Linked DNA regions of Homo sapiens: region 2 is linked to region 1. The links are chromatin loops, found by intact Hi-C in ENCODE. Cell type or tissue: gastrocnemius medialis. All regions are shown on one strand.

Region 1 (2,500 bases):
TTATTTTGACACAGAGTCTCGCTCTGCTCCCCAGGCTAGAGTGCAGTGGTGTGATCTTGGCTCACTGCAACCTCCGCTTCCTGGGTTCCAGTGATTCTCATGTCTCAGCCTCCCTAGTAACTGGGACTACAGGCGCCTATCACCACGTCTAGCTTATTTTTGTATTATTTGTAGAGATGGGGGGTTTTGCCATGTTGGTCTTGAACTCCTGACCTCAAGTGATCCATCCACCTTGGCCTCCCAAAATCTGGGATTACAGGCGTGAGCCACCGTGCTCAGCCTATTTTTTTCTTTTCTTTTCTTTTTTTTTTTTTTTTTTTTTTTTTTTTTGAGATGTTGTCTCACTCTGTTGCCAAGCTGGAGTGCAGTGGCGTGATCTCGGCTCACTGCCATCTCCGCCTCCCAGGTTCAAGTGGCTCTCCTACTTCAGCCTCCTGAGTAGCTGGGATTACAGGCACGCACCATCATTCCCGGCTAATTTTTGTATTTTTAGTAGGGACAAGGTTTCACAAGGTTGGCCAGGATGGTCTCGATCTCCTGACTTCGTGATCTGCCTGCCTCAGCCTCTCAGAGTGTTGGGATTACAGGTGTGAGCCACGGTTGCTCGGCCTATTTTTAACCACTGAAAGCAAATGAGAAACAGAGTGAGAAGGATCACAAATAGAAGCCATGAGCAGAAAAAAAGGGAGAAATTGGCCTGGAACATTTTTTCTTTGTTACCAGGTGTCAGCTGTCAGAGTCCAGTCCCATGACTGTGACACAATCCATTTGGATAAGCCACTTAGCTTGGCTTAGGAATATTCATCATTTCTTATATCCCAGGGCTGTTCATAGGCTAACGTGTAGTGATTATTTGGCCAAAAACACTGATATTTTCAGAAAGTGAAGCAGATTAATGCATCACCAAATCTTTAAATGCTAATATTTGAAAATTGGGCCAGTTTGGAGGAGTGTGAGAAAAGAGGGAATGGGGTGCCCCTGTACTCATTGATTGAAACTCAAGAAGCTAGGTGGAAATGGGTGAGGTTGACAGCACAGGTATGGGTTTTGCTAGAAATCTAAATGAACATCATGAATAGAGAGTAGGGAAGCACACAGATAACCCAGTCTCGATGTTGGCTCTTCCGCCTTTAGGGATCAGGTTCATCTCCAGGTTGCCAGGGCATCAGGAAAGCACCTCGCTGGATTTCAGGGCAGGAGGAGGGGAGTCACAGGGTAAAGGGAAGAGGCTACACACAGAGCAGGAGCAGGGGCTATGGGAGTTAGGGAGGGAGCCGAGGGGGAATTTTCCCTTCACAAATGGCAGGGCAGAACACCAACATGAGGAACACAGTATATGCATGGTGCTGTCTGCAGTGACATCTTCTGGCCATTTGTGGAAGAAGTTTTCTCTGAGGCATCACCGATTCTTGAGAAGAGGAATTTAGGAATGTTGAGTTGAGGAGGTACACCGAGACTGGATATGAAGTTGTGATTGTGGTACATCACTTAACACAGTCCCAAAGGAAAGACCCCCACTTTATCTGTGAGTGTTAGTTTTCCTTCAGTGCCTGTTGCCAGTCAGCTCAGTGCATCCTGCTATTGACACGATACCCGGACCATCCTCTTCCTTCCATCTTCACTGTCCCCACGGTAGTGCGGGCTGAGTTGTACCATGGTAGCTTCTTGGTACTTTTTGTTATTGTTGTTGTTTTGAGATGGAGTCTTGCTCTGTTGCCCAGGCTGGAGTGCAATGGTGTGATCTCGGCTCACTGCAACCTCTGCCTCCCAGGTTCAAGTGATTCTCCTGCCTCAGCCTCACCAGTAGCTGGGATTACAGGCACCTGCCACCACACTCAGCTAATTTTTGTATTTTTAGTAGAGACGCAGTTTCACCATGTTGGCCAGACTGGTCTCGAACTCCTGAACTCAGGCAACCCACCCTCCTTGGCCTCCCAAAGTGCTGGGATTACAGGCGCAAGCCTGGCAAAAATGAATTATTTTTAAAGTTGAAACAGAATACCTTCCTGTGATTAAAAAAAACCAAGCAGTCTAAAAATATTACAATTATACAATTAAATCTCTCTTTTGTTTCTTTTTCTTTTTTTTTTTTTTTTTGACTTGTTGCCCAGGCTGGAGTGCAATGGCGCGATCTCGGCTCACTGCAACCTCCGCCTCCTGGGTTCAAGCAATTCTCCTGCTTCAGCCTCCCAAGTAGCTGGGATTACAGGCATGTGCCACCACGCCTGGCTAATTTTTGTATTTTTAGTAGAGACGGGGTTTTACCATGTTGGTCAGCCTGGTCTCAAGCTCCTGACCTCAGGTGATCCACTCACCTCGGCCTCCCAAAGTGCTGGAATTACAGGCATGAGCCACCGTGCCCAGCCTAAATCTCTTTTCACTGAGGCTTCTAATATGCATTTTCATTATATCATTTCCTGTAACAGAGCCTCTGTTGACCTTCCATGGGCTGCAGGAAACGGTCTGAATTCCTCAGCTGCATTTAAAGTCCTCCAGAGTC
Region 2 (2,500 bases), 150 kb before region 1:
CTGTTTTACCTAAACAGTACAGTGAAAGTCATGAGACATCTGAGCAGGCCTAAGCTATAGCCACCTAGGTGCCATAGTGAATGTCACAGAATAAGCCGTGCTAGGCACTAAGGCAAACCTAGATAACAGCCATCTAGATTGCATAGCAACAGTCATGTGTAATCCTGAGTTATGCACCTATCACAGTTTGATTAACTGTCTTTGTTCTGCCTCTGTATTCTTGCTTTCGCACCACCATAAGTTTGTTTCAGGCTAGCCCACCCCCTTTTTGAAGGGTATTTAACAGTCAAGTGCTGTCTTTGTTCTTAGCCCAGTTTTTTAGATGTTAAGTCTGCTAGGTCTGAGTGCACTCAATAAAGATCCTCCTGCTTTACCCCGAAGTCTGTCTAGTCCTCCTGATTTCTGCAACAAAGCGATCCATCCAACTTGACCTCCCAAAGTGCTAGGATTACAGGTATGAACTACCACACCCAGCCAACTCTATTTGTTTTATACATACACAGACTCACACACATACACAGCATCATAATCTACTGATGTTATTTTACCAAGTTTTCTGAGTAAGACTGCCTCTTTCCTGGTCTTTGGCTAGAGAGAACAAGCCTTTGTTGGGTTTTTTTGTCTGCACACATTGGCATTTCTAGGTTGACAGCTTCTTCAGCTCCAATTCTGAGATCTATGTGGCAAAAAGAAAACCCAGGGAACTCACCACCATGTCAGTCCTTGTGTACTGAGGTCCCCAGCCAGTTTGCCATTTTTCCCTCTACCTTTCCAAGTCTTCTTATGTTTATTTTATATATAATGTCCAAGGTTTTTAGTTGCACTTAGTGGGAGACATAGGGAGAAGTACATCTACTCCATTTTCCCTCCTGGTTTTACTTTTGATCTAACATAGAATCTTAAGTTGAATTTTCTGTCTTTTTAAAAAAATTATTCCAAGTAGCCAGGCGCGGTGGCTCACGCCTGTAATCCCAGCACTTTGGGAGGCCAAGGCGGGCAGATCACGAGGTCAGGAGTTTGAGACCAGCCCGACCAACATGGCGAAACCCTGTCTCTACTGAAAATACAAAAATTAGCTGGGCGTTGTGGCGGGTGCCTGTAATCACAGCTACTCAGGAGATTGAGGCAGGAGAATCACTTGAACCCAGGAGGCGGAGGTTGCAGTGAGCCAAGATTGTGCCATTGCACTCCAGCCTGGGTAACAGAGCGAGACTCTGTCTCAAAAAAAAAACAAACAAACTATTCCAAGTATACCTATGACACTGATTCAGACCACTGGATCCAGCCTTCGAATTTACCCGAGAGGAAGTGGGTTCATGGCTGGACTGTCATGGAGTTTCAGGCCAGGGCTTTTATGCTGCACACTCATCTTTTTCCCTGTGTCTTTCAATTATTCTCCTTTGTTTTCATTGTTTTCAGAGAGCTGCTTCTAGTAGAGACTTCTCAGCCACAAGATGGTGCCCCAGAATAGTTCAAGATAGGCTTTTCTGCTCTTCTTTGGGCCCCAGTCTTTAATGTACTATTAGTAAACTCAAGGCCATTTATCTGAACCAGGATATAGCTATGAAGACACAACTGTATTATCTTAAGCCATGTTTTCCCAGTTGCCTGAAAACTTAAGCAATCAGTATCAGAAATAGTTTTTGTTTGAATTTTTTTTATAATTTTATTATTATTATTATTATTTAGAGATGGGGTCTTGCTGTGTTGCCCAGGCTGGTCCCGAACTCCTGGCCTCAAGCAGTCCTCCTGCCTCAGCATCCCAAAGTGCTGGGATTACAGGCCTGAGCCACCAGACCCAGCCTATGTCTTTTGAGCTATTTGAATCCATGAATCAAAGTTTACTAGTGTAGATGTTTGCCTTTTATTACTAGCCCAACTTTTAAAATAGCTTATAAGATTATGTTTAAAAATACATAGAATAACTTTCTTTGCCATGTCTACTGAGAGAACGAAGACCATTCTCAGCAACCAGACTGTCAACATTCCAGAAAATGGTGACATTACTCTGAAGGGACACACAGTTACTGTGAAAGGCCCCAGAGGAACCCTGCAGAGGGATTTCAATCACATCAGTGTAGATTCAGTCTTCTTGGAAAGAAAGAAAAGAGGCTCCAGGTTGATAAATGGTGGGGAAACTGAAAGGAACTGGCTGCCGTTCAGACTATTTGTAGTCATGTACAGAACATGATCAAGGGTGTTACACTGGGCTTCCATTACAGGATGAGGTCTGTGTATGCTCACTTCCCCATCAATGTCGTTATCCAGGAGAATGGGTCTCTTGTTGAAATCTGAAATTTCTTGGGTGAAAAATACATCCTCAGGGTTCGGATGAGAACAGGTGTTGCTTGTTCAGTATCTCAAGCCCAGAAAGATGAATTAATCCTTGAAGGTAATGACATTGAGCTTGTTTCCAATTTAGAGGCTTTGATTCAGCAAGCCACGACAGTTAAAAACAAGGATATCAGGAAATTTTTGGATGGTATCTATGTCTCTGAAA

Evidence for each region. Peaks named below come from ENCODE experiments on the same cell type or tissue, not always from the same donor. Only the 100,000 strongest peaks of a DNase experiment are listed, where the experiment ranks them.
Region 2: it touches region 1 in a loop (8-fold over the local background); 15 of 110 quality-filtered maps call a loop at or near these places.

What each region holds. Positions count from the first base shown.
Region 1 is chr14:35,412,084-35,414,583 of GRCh38, forward strand. No RefSeq gene overlaps it. Among named protein-coding and RNA genes, the nearest start is that of NFKBIA, 8.6 kb to the left of the region's middle. In gastrocnemius medialis, a CTCF peak has its summit at 1,360 (motif pointing left); a DNase peak (open chromatin) is centred at 1,315; H3K4me3 peaks cover 397 bases; H3K27ac peaks cover 2,212 bases.
Region 2 is chr14:35,260,508-35,263,007 of GRCh38, forward strand. The region is part of intron 5 of PRORP (protein only RNase P catalytic subunit); the gene reads left to right. All of the region lies in intron 5 of PRORP-PSMA6 (PRORP-PSMA6 readthrough), which reads left to right. It also overlaps the pseudogene RPL9P3. Among named protein-coding and RNA genes, the nearest start is that of PSMA6, 31 kb to the right of the region's middle. In gastrocnemius medialis, a CTCF peak has its summit at 1,443 (motif pointing right); no DNase peak of the experiment used is centred here.